Regions from separate parts of the Mus musculus genome. Here region 2 is linked to region 1. Evidence: chromatin loops called from intact Hi-C (ENCODE). Cell type or tissue: left cerebral cortex. All regions are shown on one strand. Links, peaks and the distances in the headings refer to the core of each region. The heading gives the core; the rest is flanking DNA.

Region 1 (8,270 bases), core at 1-8,000:
TTGTTTCTACCAAAACATTGTTTGGCTCTCTGGGAAGCCAAAATGGCTGAAAAGGCCCGGAAAGAGGAAGAGTGCGGAAAGAATGGATCAGACCACGTGTCTCAGAAAAATCATGGCAAACAGGAAAAGCGTGAGCCCACAGGGCCACAGGAACCCAGTTACCTGCGTTTCATCCAGTCTCTTGCTGAGAACACAGGGTCTGTGACTACGGATTCTACCGTGACTACATCACCATATGCTTTCACTCAGGTCACAGGGCCTTACAACACATTTGTATGACGCTGGCCATTAGGCCAGACCACCAAGGACGACCTGTGAGCAGTATGTCTTTCATGGCATGGGCCGTAGGGACAGGTCACAGCATCTGTGACAAATGCAGTGTGTGTTTGTGTGTATGTTTATTGGGGGGGGGCTGTCAGCTCACCAGCAAAATAGTTTATTTTATCATTATATTTAATCTCTCCCGTGGTCCATGGTGGCATTCAGGAAGAGCATCCTATGCAAGGGCACAGTGGGAAGGAAGCGCTGGACATTTGTCTTGAAAACCACTGGTTCTCTTATTGGCTGAGGTCATGCGTGTGCCATGCCCCTCAGCACTCTACACGTAACTGCTTCTAGTACTCAGCGTGTGTAACCGTGGGACACAGCGCTGTAGTAGAGCAGTTGCAGGATCATCTGGTGCTGACGTATGATGTACTGAAGAAATACTGGAACTAAGACTTTTTAACATGCAGGTTTTTTACTGTAATCTTAATAACTTATTTATCAAAGTAGCTACAGAAAGCTTAAGTGAATAATGGCAAAACACTGAATCTGTTTGGGTGTTAACATTAAATGGTGCTACAAATGGTGTTTTTAATAGCTGAAAAATCAATGCCTTCTATCATCTAGCCAGTGTGGTCGAGGGCCCTGGAGGCACTGGGGTACCTCTGATTTTACATTTCTATCTTAATTATTCAGCTTAGTTTTTAAAATGTGGACATTTCAAAGGCCTCTGGATTGTAGTTATCCACCGATGTCCTTGTAGGACTATAATGTATAGATATGCACACTTACACATGTGTACTGAAATATTTTAAGTTGTGTCTTAGAAAAGCACTTTGCCTACCTAAGCTTTGGCAACTTGGGCAATGCTAAGGTACTAAAACATAAAAACAAAACAAAAAAAAGTTTACTTTCATTTAGGATTAAAAGTGGTTTTGTTTTGTTTCCTTTTAAGGAAACATTTGCTTTGCTCTTAGCCACTATCGGCTGATGAGCAGTATCAGGCCTGTTACAATCCAAACCGAAGCTGAATGGATATGCTAGTCCACAGAAAACAAATAACAGTTTTTGGTGCTCACCTTACTTGCTATCCTGTAAAACGGTGGTAGGGCAAGCTCATCCCTCCTGCGTATACAGCTTAAGAACGTCTGTTAATTGCAGGTGATAATTAGCCTTGGTGCTGCAGACAGAGCAAAGCTTGCCCACTTAAGTCCATGTTGTCCCACACACAGACCTGTATGTTCTTCAGAACAGCAGGCTGCCTTTGTGTTCATTACATGCTTTGTGGTGTCTTTTCTTAGCTAAGTGTTATATATACCAGGAAGGTTGAGTGGACTGAAACCCGCAGAAGTTGAGAAGACATGGTTAAGTCCATAGGACTCTACTGGTTACAGAGCAACCAACAAAAACCGAAAGAGAATAGGCAGCTGGTTTATGGTGATTTTAAACATTAATTTGTATTAAAAGGTAAAAAAGAGTTGTATAGTAAATTAAATTGTAAAACAACCTTTTTTAATGCAATGCTTTAGTATTTTAGTACTGTAAAAAATTAAATATATACATATGTGTATATATATATTATATATATATATATAATATATGAGATTGAAGAAAAATTCACATCACGATGGTGCTACCCAGATTGCTCCACATAGATCTTAATGTGAGCTAAGAATCCATTCAAAGTTGGAGTGGTGTTCCTACTTGTCGTCATACCTCAACACTAGCTAGGCAATGGGATACTGAGCTAACAGTGGAGGCTTAGAGCATTGTAGACCACCATTTTTCTTTTTTTTTTTTTTTTTAAATCTTTGTATTAAGACATACCATTTTTAAATACTTGATTTCTTAGCAAGTATAACTTGAATCTCAAACTTTTTGTTCTAAAAATTCAGGGATATTTCAGCTCATTCTCCTTATGCTAACATGTCATCTGTTTATGCAAAGTTGTCGGTTAATATATTCGCTTTCAGAGGATTGCAATCCCTCGTAGTTTGCTTGTATATGTACTGATAACTGAAAACTAATTTTATAAATTTTGTCACCTTTCAATTGTAAATTTTGGAGAGTTGGCATTCAGCAGAGTAAAAAGTGTAAAATAGGAAGCCCTGAGCTGGCAGAGGGAGATGGGGGGTACAAGACATCGCCGGTAATGGCTTCTGATCTAGTGACGAGGACAGCTTTGGACTGCAGCTGGACAGTCCTAGAAGCTGGTGGTGTGCTGTGCAATAGGACTGTTGTTACATTGTGGCCTAAATACAGTGTTGCTTACTAGCTTTGCAAATAGCTTTGCGTCAGTGGAGACCTTTGTAATTTACCATCAGTCACATTTGTCACTAAAAACTTTCAGAATGTCTGCCTTGCACACACACACACACACACACACACACACAAAAACAAAAACCACAAGGTTTCCAAACCATGATGTTGAGTCCACATCAGGTTCCTGCAAGGTGTGCTTGGCAATTTTTTTTTTTTTTTTTTGAGCCAGCCATCCCTAAGGAATATTTGCTTTACATGTCACCCACTGTCATTTGTCAAACTGCTGGCCAACAGGAGTAGTAAGTGTGGTTTGAGAGGATGGGTGGTGTAGGGAGGAAGGCAGTGACATCCCACCTCTGTCCATTAGATCAAGTGGGAGGCAGATCTGTGATTTGCTTCTATAGGAACAGCTTGACTACATAGCCATACTCGATACAAGTGCTTCTGCTTGGTGTCAACATTACTTGAATGAATTTTTCATCTTGATTGACGCACAGTGATGTATAGTTCACTTTACAAGGTAGTTTGGTTAACTTGTTAGGGTTTTTTTTTTTTTTTTGGTTTTGTTTTTTGTTTTTTTGCAGTTTGACACTAAGATAATGAACTTCTGTGTGCATTTTTCTATGCTTTATTTTTTAATGTAGCTTACTTCCTGAGATTTTGGCTTTGTTTATACAATCTGAGGGTGGTTATAAATACTGTAAGTATTGTAATGTTATGAATGCAGTTTATTTTAAAGCTGTTTATTATATCATTCCTGATAACGCCATGTGAGTGTTTTTAATAAAATTTATATTTATTTAATGCACTCAAGTATTCTGTTGCAGAGGTTTTTGTTCCATAATTGAGGTAAAATGGAATGGAGCGATTTTGTTGTTGTTTTACAAGATACTTTTTGCATAGTTCTTAAACATGGTAACCTAAATCTAAAGTTCTCAGTCAGATCTACTCACCATGCCATCTCCTCACTTTCAGCCTACTTCTTTTGTACATAACCATGAAAGGCCATCTGACCCTGTTTTGTAATCTTAGCCTGTTCATGTTCCTCTTTCTGCCTATCAGAGGTTTCCATAAGTGTTTGTGGGAAAGATTGCCCTAGCAGTACCAGACATACTTGTCCCATGTAATTTTGGGGAGCTTGAAACAGAACTGCCCCAACTCCATACAAGTTCTCTGCATTCACGCCATGCCAGTCTGCAACCTCGCTGCACTCTGCTGAAACTATATCCATAGGGCATAGTTAAACAACCTAACATTACCCAAAATGGAGGGCATTTGGTTGGTTTGTTTTGTTTGAGACAGGCTATCATTGTGTAGCCTTGGCTGTCGTGCCACTCCAGACCTGGCAGTCCTCATCTCTGACTCCCAAGTGCATCGCGCGGATAATAAAGGAGTTTGCTCTTCCATATTTTTCTATTGGTCTAGGGCCAAATTTGATTCTAGTGGCAGAAGCATGGGCCAGGCACCTAGTAACTTTGAACTCAAGTGACAGATGTGTCTAGAACTGTCCCAGGCCAGCCTTGCCATGAACGGCGGCAGCCTGTCACTGTTTTAGAAGCTGTGGCTTGATAACTTTTTAAACTTGAGTCCTCAGGACACATAATTTTCATGACCCATCATCTGCCTGAATGTCTACAAATCCACTGCCCACTCTCTCGAGATCATCGAGCAGTCAAAGATGAGGACCCTCCAAAGCTTCTCCTGCTAGCTCCCTCTCCACCATCATCCCACCAAACTTCAGAGGCAGGGTGTGTTGGCACACTACAAAAGGAGCTAGTGGCACCTGCTGTTGAGCCTTGATTGAATAGACAGCTGGAAATGACAGAGACCAGCACTCACCGAGTTTTATTGGTCCCTTACCGTTTCCTTAGAACTGCCAAGAGCAAACCTGCACACAGCTGCCCTTCTACTCTAGAACTTACTGCTTCCCTGGGCCATGAGTGGCTTTAAAATCCAACAGTGCTCACATGGGATAATTCTACGTTAGCTTTAACTCCTGCCTACGAACCACAATGCACGAGGAATGACTTGATTGAATAAGCTGCCTACCCCTCACGTCCCCAGAACTTAAGTTGGTGTTGGTGGTGGTTTAAAAGCCATCTGTTGGTGAGTATTCTATCCAAGACAGCTCTGGGAGCACCTCTTTCTCCCCAGAATTAAGATGAGGACAAAGCCTGTTCCTGAAACATTTGCTTCCTGACTTCTATCGCACATCTGGAGGTGGGGGGAAGGGGCGGGTTCATGTGCTCCCTGCTTACACCCCTCCCTTCCTCCTGGAGAAAAGGAACACAAAGGATACTTAGAAAGGAATTAACTGCAACTTATATTACTCCAGTTTTAGCAGTGTGCTTCAGAACCAAGGTTCTTTGTGAATACACTTTAGGCCACCTGTCTAAATACTGCTCTCAGCAGGTAATTTCTCACAGGTTTCTCTGGTTGTCTGCACCAGGCTTTTCATCCAAAGGAGCTGCTCTTCCTAACATATTCACGCCATGACTGCTCTCTACAGTTTCTCTTTCTGCTACTTCAATGATGCTTAGTCTACTCAACCTGACATTTTACTCTCTAATTAGTTCTTAATTGGAGCTGAAGTGAGAATTCTGTTTAGGTATTGGGGAAAATAATGGTGACAGAAAAGTACCTTGCTTTCCCCCTCTGGATGAAGGTAAAAAAAAAAAAAAATCACAGGATTGAGGATTCATAGGCAAGGTGACAGATCCCTTGCTTGGATCTTTTGCATGGGAGAAATTTGAGCTAACGTGCCGCTCTCACCCTTCTCATGGTAGCCATTTGTTTGAGACCGGATTTTTTTTCTATGTAATCCTGGCTGTCTTGAAGCTCAATATGTTGGCTAGATGAGCCTCAAACTTGGAGGTCTTCCTGCCTCTTCTTCCCGAGTGTTGGGATTAAAGGCATGTGCCACCATCCCCAGCCACAGTGGCTTTAAACCTTTTATATGTGTATAGACATTTTGCCTGAGTGTGTATGTGTGATGGGGGTGGAGGTGGGGGGTGGTGTGGGGGGGATGCATGCACCAGGGTTGTGTCTGGTGCCTACAGAGGACATCATGCCCTGGTCCTGAAGATTATAGATGTCTGTGAGCCGTCATGTGATATTGAGAACAGAATCACACTCTGCAAGAACAGTAAATGCCTTAGACCACTGAGACAGATTTCCAGTCCCACAGAGGTCTCATGATTGGAGCTTTATGAAGTCTAATGCTAATGACAACACCCGGCTTTGGACTTAGCCTGACAGTATCTGAACGTTGGAAGATCAACACACTGCGTGCTGCCCATCATAGCTATGGTGAGACTCAGGTAGGAATTGTGAACATTTAAGTAAAACATTTGTAAGCCTTGTGAAGACATTGAATCTGTTGCTCTGTCCTTTGCCTCATGCTAGAAGATTCCTCTAGTGACTGGCTTCAGAGCTCAGCTCAGTGGACGGGACCCTAACTCCCTGCTTAGGCATTATCCTTGGAGTGACAGGTGGCCTCCATGGGTTCTTGTGTTTGACCGATTGCTTTCCAATGAATGAAACGATTTCAGAAGCACATGAATCTTCCATGTCCAAAGAAGGTCAAGAGGACATCTTTGTATGGTTCTGACTGTGGTCCCACTTCTAGGAGGCCATTGTCAATAAAGTACAGAAAGAAATATTATGGTTCCAGTTACCACCTGTCTGTGTAGTTTCTGCTACCACCACCACCACCACCACCACCACCACCACCACCACCTCCACCACCACCACCACCCCGCCCCCAGTCCTGTTTTAAATACACTTGTTGCAGATCTAGGAATGAGTGCCACAGAGGGGTGCAGACTCCTGCTATCGGAACACAAGTGACTGGCAGAACAAGCACTTCAGGCTGGCCATGCTGTGCTACACACATTGTTGTCCATAACATGCCTGCTGCACTACAAGTGTTCCCAGAGGCAGTGGTCCTCTTCTGTGCTCCCGCAGAGCTAGTAACACTGTGAAACCACCATCCATACACAGCCAAAGAGCATACAATGTCTACTGAGAGTGAAAGCCAATGTTGCCCAAGAAGGTGACGTGCTATGGTGCATCTTCAGTGGAAAGTCCTAAAACTAAGAAGGCTTCTAATATGCCAGCAGTGGTGGCGCACGCCTTTAATCCCAGCACTTGGGAGGCAAGGGCAGGCAGATTTCTGAGTTCGAGGCCAGGCTGGTCTACAGAGTGAGTTCCAGGACAGCCAGGGCTACAAAGAGAAACCTGTCTCGAAAAAAAAAAAAAAAAAAAAAAAAGAAAGAAAGAAAGGGGGGAGGGGCAACCAATAGAATCTGGTCTCCCAAATATAAAAGTTTACATATAGGCAAAAATAAGTATGTAAAATAACCTAACATGAAGTCTTCAGGATATAACTGTCAGCCTGGCAAGTAGTGGTACCTGCCTTTAATCCCAATACTTGGGAGGCAGAGACCAGAAAACAAGTCTTAAATTCAAGTAGAGGTGAAACTGGGGCCAGGCTATGTGGTCCAAGTGATTGTGGAAAGGACAATAGGAAAAGGAGAAATTAAAAGGCAAAGAAGAGCTTCCCACGTTCATAAAGATTCAGAGCAGTAAAGATCAGGCAGCTAAAAAGTACTGAGTTAAGAAAATAGAAAAGGGGGGGCTGGAGAGATGGCTCAGTGGTTAAGAGCACTGACTGCTCTTCTGAAGGTCCTGAGTTCAAATCCCAGCAACCACATGGTGGCTCACAACCACCTGTAATGAGATCTGACTCCCTCTTCTGGTGCATCTGAAGACAGCTACTGTGTACTAACATATAATAATAAATAAATCTTTTAAGAAAAAAAAAAAAAAAAAAAAAAAGAAAATAGAAAAGGGTGACATGCTAAAATGAAGCAACCTTAACACAGCTTCCAACACGTGGCTTTCCATTGGGGACAGGAAAGAGAAGTCCCCTAGGGAAAAGAAATGGTCACTCTGCTCTCAGAACAAACCCTCAGCCCACACTATACTCACATCTGATTATAAGATTTCATGAGACAAGGACTCCTTGAGTGATAGACTCATTCTATGGGACTCGAGACAGGGGTCTTGCTGAGAGAGCATCTACTGTATAAAACTGAGCTATGAGAACAGGGGTCATCCACTGGGGAGCCAACTTACTGTAGCCTGAGGGTGTGACACAGCCAGAGAGGCTACTATGGAGATGTAGAGGGTGGGGGCAGGTGGGGAAGGGGCTGGCTGGTCTCAGACAAGCTGGGCAATGCAGGGGATAGGAGACTCCCCTCAGACAGTGAAGTGCACAGAGAGATGCAGTCTGGCAATATTATCAACTGAGAATAACTAGGGTCTGATGGCCTGGGGTCAGCAGGTGGGTCGGTTTCTGCAGCCATGTAACGGCCATCTATCTGCACAGAATTCCTGTTTCTGCAGGATTTGAAGCGATGGAAGCAGACCTTCCACATGTGCAGGTCTTCCTGCTGTCCCTTCCCTGACTTCCAGCACACCCAGGAGACGCCCCCTCTCAGAAGTCCTTAGATTGCCCAATGAAATACTTAAGGCCAGAAAACAACTCTAATAAATACAAACAGTTGAGATAACATCTCACATCTTATTGGATCACCATCGACTCAAGCATCAATAGCAAGAGAACCTACAGAAACGACACAAACACTTGGAAACTGAACAATAACTCTTGGACGAGAACAAGTACCTCACTGAATGAGTCAGGGAGGAAAAACTGTAAACTTCCAGGACTAGATTAAATG
Region 2 (8,335 bases), core at 191-8,190, 140 kb after region 1:
ACATGCCTTTGTAACACAAAGTTAGTGGGTTCAGATTCCTTAACACTCCAAACGACCATGGCTTCCTTCTCTCACGTCCCTACTTTATAGAATGCTTAACCGAGGCAGACTAGGTCAGTGGCGGGTAAGTACAATTCCCACAGCTTGCTTCACAAAGAGTAAGTCTTAACATTTAAATGCAGCTTGCAAAAGGGTAAGGATGCTGTGTTTAATGCAACATTGAATCAGTCACGGGAAAGCAACAGTTTAAAGCAGTGTTACCCAGAGCAAGGCCCAGTCCCCTGCCAGTCTGTGACTGTTAACTGAGCATTTAGAAGCATTTGCAGTTAACTGAGAGTAATGTGTATAGCTACTGAATCTAACAACAACAACGAAAAAAATTAGAGCTCTGTAGACATGTCTGTCCATCTACAACACACTCCCATGCCAAAGGGTTGGGGGGCACTGAGAAGGGGGAGCAGAAAGACAGCAAGCAGCAGAGGCCCAGGACGTCTGATGGGAGACTCTGTCACCTAGTAATGTCAGAAGCTAAGGCGTGAAGTCTCATCAACATGACTGCCCAAGCGTGAGGTGAACAAAAGTGAACCAGGGGTAGGGTGGGGTGGGGTGGGAGATGACACAAGGCCTCAACTCTACACAATGACCTCAGGCAACCGAGGAAAGCAGGGATCAGGAGAGGTGGCCCTCCCACAGGGAGGAGCACATTAATTAGTTGTCTAGTGCCAAATGACGGTCAGCCCTGGAACTTGAAAATGTCACATACATACAAGTAACAGCATGTGGACTGAGCAGGTTATAATTACCTATACATACATACATGCATACATACATGTGTGTGTATTGTGTGTGTGTGTGTATATATATATGTATGTATGTACATGCACACAGTATCAGTTATTGAAAGGAGAGGACACACACTTTATGAGAGTGGGAGGGGTATATAGGAGTTTGAGGAGAGGAAAGGGAAGAGAGAAATGTAACTAATCTCAAAAATTAACAAAATATTAGAGCTTGATTGTATGTCTCATCATTCATTCTGATGTGTTTTAAAAAAGTATTCAGCTACAACAAATACACACAAGCCAGCCTAGTCTTTTATCACAGATTAGGAAAGCAAAAATTTAGTAGCTCTCTACCCTGCACACATAAAAATCACTGGGTGAGCTTTAACAAACAAGTAGGCAAAACCAAAACCACATTGCTTAGGGCCTGCTTCCTACCTTTCCAGCTCAACCAGGACAAAGCCAGGAGACTGCTAATTTTTTAAAAGCTCTCTGAGGAATCTTAATATAAGGTCCGAACTGGCTTAAAGCATGGGTTACCCACATTCTGGGACTTCCTTAGAGAAACAGATGCTAGTAATTAAAGAATGCCACTTAGTAGCGCTTTTTTTTTAAATTAAAATTTTCTAGATAAGACAATGGTTTGTAAGGTAAGAGCGTGAGCCCCAGAGGAGATAACTGTAGCTCAGGCTGACAGCTCACACCTACGGCAGCGACCTCATACTCAGCCCTCTGTCCCGCTTCATCCTCTGTGGTCTTCCATGAGGGACCTCGTGCCTGGTTCAATGTGTCTGAGAAGCTCTTAAAGAGAAGAACCTAAGGAGATGGCAGATGTTTGCACAACTCACTCATCCCTGAAAGCCTGGCTGTAAGAGAACAAATGTAGACAGACGAATACAAGGAGGTGACAGAGGGGACCAGGCTGCCTAATGGCTATACAATCTTAGTTGGGTCAAAAGAGCAACAGATTAGGAACAAGTTCAAAATGTGAGCTTGCAAGCCACACTCTTGGTCACCGTTTACACTTGATGGCCGGGGCTCATGCTACCCGCCTCTCTTCTTTCTGGCTGCAGAGCGCTCTCCTGTAACTCATCAAAGCCAGGATCTGTCTTGTTTACTGAAGATTGGCATTCGTCATAAGTCCACAATGTCAGGGGAACCTAACCCCTCCTTTAGTCCTTTTCTTTTTCTTTTTCCCCTGGGGAACAGGTGGCAGATAGCAGAAAGAAATGGAAAAGAAGCACTAATGACACATGACAAAGCAGTCGCTGAACTTCATGTACATGGGGGTAAAAAACAAAAACAAAAACAGAGAGATTTCCCTCCTTTCTTCTCTGATGACCTTTCAGATAAACACCAACCAGTCAGCAACATATAATCTGCGTTACAACAATTACATTTTAATTTGACACTCTGAGCTTGGAATATACTTTTCCCCACTGAAAAGACTATTTCAGACTAACATGCCCCATCTCTTGGAACCTCAAAGCTTCGAGTAGACTGTGTGTCACCTCCCATCTAGAGCATGGTTCTTTCTCACGCTGGAACTGCACTTGCTAAAACACAGACTAACCAGCCCCCATGGAGCAGAGACTCTCATCAGCAGAGACGGAAAAAGGGCCCAGACCCTACACCTTCAACAAGCGCTGCAGGCTTATCAGTGTGGGTGCTTCACAGGTGGTCTGACGACCGCTTTAGGAGAACAGAATATGGTCTGCAGGCAAATGGTGTAGGAATTTGACAACCTCTGTAGGCTGGGGGCAGGAACTTCAGCTGCGGAGGCAAGGAGCCGGAGGAAGGGCAAGGAGGCAAAGGTTAGCAGGGAAACACCCAGAGCACCCAGAGCAAGAGATGGGCAAAGGGCCAATCAAACGTGTTGGTCCTAGGTAGGAACTGAAGGGGCACATGATTAAAAGACACATTTGGAATTAATGTATTTTAGCATGTAACTGCTGTATCTGTTTTTCTACTTCCAAAAGACTGCTGTGCCTTAATTCTAAAAGACACTCTTTCTAGCTCAATGTGAAAGAGAAATAAACCGAGGCAGGAAAGGACAGCTCAGTAGGTGAGAGCCTGCTTATATCTATGTGAGAAAAGGATAAAATAGTGAACCTTATGCTATGAATATTGTAACACTATAAAAAAGGTTAAATGGTGAGACTGTCCCCAGATTCCTTAAAAAGACATGGGGAAGAAACTATCAGACCACACAAACGTCTTGCAGGGGAAAAATTAGGAGCAGCTTAAGAATGCAAACATATCAAGGTCATGAACAGACTGTAGAGAGTGACAGGATGGGCTGGAGGAATGACTCTGTGGTCAAGAGTGCAGGCTGCCCTGCCAGGGGACCCCAAGCTGGCTTCCCATGCCCCAGGCCACCTGGTTTTACCGCCATCTGAGTGGGATCTGGCGCCCTCTTCTGGCCTCCCTGAGTACTGACCTGCATGCATGTGCACATGTACACATAAACAGCAGAGTCACAAAGTGAATTTTTACATGACCCAAGCAATAAAAACCTTAAAATATACCTCATATTCATCATTTCGTGCCTTTTTCCTGGGAATGTCATGTTCCTGTAAGAGCAAAGATGATAATTATGATTGGAACACTTAAAGGAATGTATGACGCACAACATGGGGACAAAAACATGCCCACTGCATATGTGTGTTATACTAGCCACTGTCTAGAAACCAGACTCAACAGAGAACCTACCAGTAACGCCTGGGCAGCTTCTCCCTCAGCACCCCCAGCCTCAAATGAACAGACGGCCAAAGTGTTTGAAAGTCAATGATCGGAAAATCTAAAGCTCTTTCACGTAACTTCCCACGTCTGTCTGGCGCAAGCAAAGGCTCAGCTGAGTGTTTAAGGAGATCCCGGCAGGTTCCAGTGACTGCGTCACAAAAAGTCATTTCATTATTGAAATGAAACTCCTGGGAGCCTGACTAACAAGCTGTGAAAGTGCTTGGCTGTACCTCCCGCCTGTGAATTCTACCAAGGTGTGATTACAGCGCTACCACTAAGTACTTTTAAATTAAGCCGGAGTGCATGGTGGGGCGGGAAGACGGAGTACGCCATTCACAAATGTTCTATGTAAAACTTACACACCAAAGTGACTACTAAGAAAGGACCAAAATAAACAGGAAATGATTATCCCAAGTCATGCTGCCCTGAAACACTATCCTTGTTCTGAAAACTTTACATCCTCAAATACAAGGAGCAAAAATTGTAATCATGACTGGCTCAGAAATAGGGAAGGCTGCTTATATAAACACTGTGTGTGTGGATCTCCTCACCGTTAGAAGGTATTGGCCTTTTGTCTTATGATTTGTCCTTTCCTCAAAGTCCATAGGCAGGATGCACACAGATGTGTGCCTACCTGTGTCCCACACCGACCTCTACCCACATCTGTGACCCAGGGCAAGGGTTGGAACCTTACCAACGAGTAAGTTGGTAACAGCAGCTGCCCTCGGAGCTGCGCTGTCACGTGGCCAGCGCTGGGCACTGGCCTAGCTGTCCCTAAACTTCAGGCCCTCTCAGCTCTCCCTTCAGCAGTGGCTTTGACACGCCCACCTCACCACCATCCTTCCAACTGTCAAGTGACTTTTAAAGAGAGAAAGAAGCTAATGAAGCGCCAGGTCTTTCCAGCCTTATATTTCTGCTTCGGAGTGGTAAGGGGAGGGAACTCCATGGTCAGAAAGGCCGGTTCCAAACTTGGCTCTGACCCTTGTCAGCTGTAGGCTGCTACACAAACCAATGAAATGCCCGCTACCTTATGACCCTTGGACGTTGTGACGGCAACTTACGTGTGTTAAAGAAAATAACACGTTCACATGGTGGCCAGCACACAGAAGTCACCCACAAATGCTAACTATATTGTGGTTCAAAATAAGCAGATTAATCTCCCATATTACTTCAATTCTCACTGCAGTCTAAACTTCATAGTCTGTAAATGCCTCCCTTTCTTCTGGCCTCATACAAATTTTAATTTAGAACAGAGGCTTACTGCCCCATTCTAGCTCCTTGGTTTCTTCCCCTGCCTGCCAACCACATCTTCACTTTAAAGGCATCTTTTGGGCAATAGTGAAGCATTTTGATATATCGTGTACAGGAAGTTCTTCATCCCCCAAACAAGTAAAAACAATACCTCTTTACAGTCCGCCTTCAGAGGAATGTCGTGGAAAGGGGAGATGTAATGACCAGCTACATGCTCTGTAAAGAAAATAGGCACAGAGTTACCGCCGCGCGCGCTGCTCTTTATCGAAAGGAGGTCCTGGGCTGCTTTTTGAACTTGTGTGCTTTTTGCAAAGCTAACTTCACACCTTAAAAGTTTAATTTGGCTTTCGAGACTTGTTGCAGCCTGAGAGAAATATATGCCAACTAACCCAGACTCAGTCACTGAGACCATTTCATTCAATGTTGTGGCTGGCTTCAAGCACCCACTGCACAAAACATCTAAGGTAGACTAATGACTGCTCCAAGGAGAAAAGCTCTGACTTTGAACAGAGACTCATTACTAAGTGAATTAGTCTAAGCTGACACCCATTCTCATGAGAGAGCTAACAGCTAACCAGCGACTTCCACCTACAAGGAAGAAAGGTCCAGGTATAGGCGGGAAGAGGCCCGTAAAAGGCCAAGGTAAATGATTAATAAAATTATTACAAAAGAATTGACTACACAACAGATAAGCAAGGCCTGAATTCAGCTCAATAAAAGCAGGGGTGTATAACTTAACACACCTCTCGCATGCCACCTCACTATAATTGTACGCTCCCTCCCCACCTCACTATAATTGTACGCTCCCTCCCCATCTCACTATAATTGCACTCTCCCTCCCCACCTCACTATAATTGTATGCTCCCTCCCCACCTCACTATAATTGTACGCTCCCTCCCCATCTCACTATAATTGCACTCTCCCTCCCCACCTCACTATAATTGTACGCTCCCTCCCCACCTCACTATAATTGTACGCTCCCTCCCCACCTCACTATAATTGTATGCTCCCTCCCCAGGCCATGAGCACTTAAGTGGATTAAATTCTGAGGGAAAGTGTTCTAGTTGGCTCTTGTGTCTGCCTGCTTTGTTACACTGTATTGGATTCCCTGCACGGAAAAGTGGCTAACACCTCACAGGCATTTAGTAGTTATGAAATAAATGACTCATTACGATTTCGTTTCCCCCTTCCCTACCCTGGCAACAAGGTAACTCCTGTATGACACGTGACAGGCATGGGTAAAGCTGAGTGTAAAAACTAAATCCAAGTTTTTCCTCCCAGCCCTGGCTCCCACAACAAGGACCCCGAGACTAATTATTATTCACAAACGCCTGGGCCCTGGGCTCTGGCTGATTCTCTGACTTGCTCTTAACTTATGATCTCTGTTACTCTAACCTGAGTCCAGCTATGTGGCTGCTTTCTTCTCCTCATCTTCTTACATCTGTCTCCTCAGAGCTCCTGGGACAACTCTCCCCTTGATTCTACCCTGAGGTCAGCGACCCGCTGGTTTACAGCTGTCTCGGGATGAATCTCCCCTGCCTCTATTTCCCCAGAATTCCCTCTATCCCTGATGCATGTCCTACCTCCTACTTCCACCTCAGCTCATTGGCCACAAGCTTTTTTACTGACAGGCGATGATGCTTACAAGAAGAGATCCTCTCTACAGCTGAGGAAGAGCACACGGGAATGAGAATACTCAAATGTTTGGCTTTTTATTATTTTTATGATACTGGGTGTCTTTTACATGTGTGTACAACATGAATGTCTGCTGCCTGCAGAACTCAGAAGAGGGCATCGAATTCCCCAAACTGGAGTTATAAGTTATTGTGAAGTAAACTTGGGTCCCCTGAAAGAGCAACAAGTGCTTCTAACCAATGAACTATTTCTCTGCTCCCATTAATATTTAAATATTCAAATTCTCACGTTTCTGATTTATTTTTTTCTCCTATATCCTAGGCTCCCTTACAGTAATTCATTTGCTCATTATTCAGAGAACACATAGAGAACACAGAGAACGCTTTTCCAGATACCATTCTAGGTGCTAGGAATACAGATTCTAACTTCCTGTTCGTATGCACGTTATATTCTAGTGGGAGACAGGTGATGGATTTGTATAAACTACAGCATGAAGGGCAAGCACTGCAAGATAAAAAACGTAAACAGACCGAGGCACAAAAAGAGAATAACGGTGAGTCTGGACGGCCAGGAGGTGTGGCCCACACGAGCAGCGTCTAACAGCAGCCTGGAGGAAGCAATATGGAGAGAATGCAACACAGACACTGAGAAACACCAGCGAGGACAGCCAGGCAGGAACAGCAATCAAAGGCCGAAAACTGGTAGATGTTGAAATCGGTGCAGTGTCTAGCATCGGACTGTAAGGAACCTCGGCTCCTGACATAGTCCTTGGCATTTTTTTTTGGAGTAAAATAGAAGGAACCCTGGGTTTCCACGGAGCTTGTGCGTTTTAAAAGGGATGGTGCGTCCTCGGTACAGCAAAGGGAGAGAATCTGGAGGCTATTGCAATTGATCAGCTGAAGATGATGGTGACGCAAAGGAGGAGACAAGGATGGCAGCACTGAGAGAAAAATGTCATCTGGCTACGTTTCAAAAGTTGAGCTGGGGATGGAAGATGGCTCAGCAGTTAGAAGTGCTGGGTTGCTCTTCCAGAGGTCCTGAGTTCAATTCCCAGCAACCATATGATGGCTCACAACCATCTGCCATGGGACCTGTCACCCTCTTCTGTCATGCAGGCATACATGCAAATAAAGCACTCATATACAAATCAATCAATCAATCTTTAAAAAAAAAAAAACTATAAAGTTGAGCTGGCTATGTCCCAAAAGGATATGATGCCAATGACCCAGATGTGGGAGAAAGGTAAGAGAAGGGGCAAGTAGGCTATAGGGGAAGGAGAGTAGAAGTTAGTTGAAGACACATCACTGAAGTTACACCAGGCTCCACAGAACACTAGTGAGCACAGCTAGTAAAATGGATTCCATGACCACCAAATGGATGACCCCACAACACTAAGGCACGTAGTGGGACCTCCAACACTAAGGCACGTAGTGGGACCTCCAACACTAAGGCACATAGTGGGACCTCCAACACTAAGGCACGTAGTGGGACCTCCAACATTCATTAGACTCTGGTTGCTGATGGCTGTGTACCAGAACACATCAAATGAGCAGTTGTGACAGAGATGCACAGTTCACAGGACCTAAAATATTTCCCTTACAGAAAGCTTGGCCAACTCCAGAGCAGAGAGACACTGCAGAGACATGCACTACGAACTGAATCCTGAGGCATTTCAAAGGTTAGAGCTCAGAAATGAGAGAACACTCACACAAAGGCCAGGATGAAGGGAGAGTCAGCAGAAAACTGAGACAACTGTTGAGTGCTGCATCTTACCGACAGTATGAATCACAAGATTTCCATTTCACGTTTGGATTCTATAGGATTCTAACATCAAATGAACATATCTTTAAATGCTTACATAGTAGCTATTATGTTCCAATGTATCGATTCAAGTCCCATGATAGGGGCCAATTTACAGGAACTTA

The links. A loop is a pair of places that touch in the nucleus more often than their neighbours do. Peaks named below come from ENCODE experiments on the same cell type or tissue, not always from the same donor. Only the 100,000 strongest peaks of a DNase experiment are listed, where the experiment ranks them.
Region 2: a loop joins it to region 1, with 2.0 times the contacts of the local background. A loop is called at or near these places in 3 of 42 quality-filtered maps.

Annotation. Positions count from the first base shown.
Region 1 is chr3:133,458,746-133,467,015 of GRCm38, reverse strand. Tet2 (tet methylcytosine dioxygenase 2) reads left to right here. Exons shown (of 11, transcript NM_001040400.2): 11 at 1-3,339. The coding sequence ends at 279. Among named protein-coding and RNA genes, the nearest start is that of Tet2, 82 kb to the left of the region's middle. In left cerebral cortex, for the core only: no CTCF peak of the experiment used is centred there; a DNase peak (open chromatin) is centred at 4,583.
Region 2 is chr3:133,317,592-133,325,926 of GRCm38, reverse strand. It overlaps Ppa2 (pyrophosphatase (inorganic) 2), which reads right to left. Exons shown (of 12, transcript NM_146141.2): 2 at 4,927-4,991; 3 at 3,311-3,355. Among named protein-coding and RNA genes, the nearest start is that of Ppa2, 12 kb to the right of the region's middle. In left cerebral cortex, for the core only: a CTCF peak has its summit at 3,200 (motif pointing left); no DNase peak of the experiment used is centred there.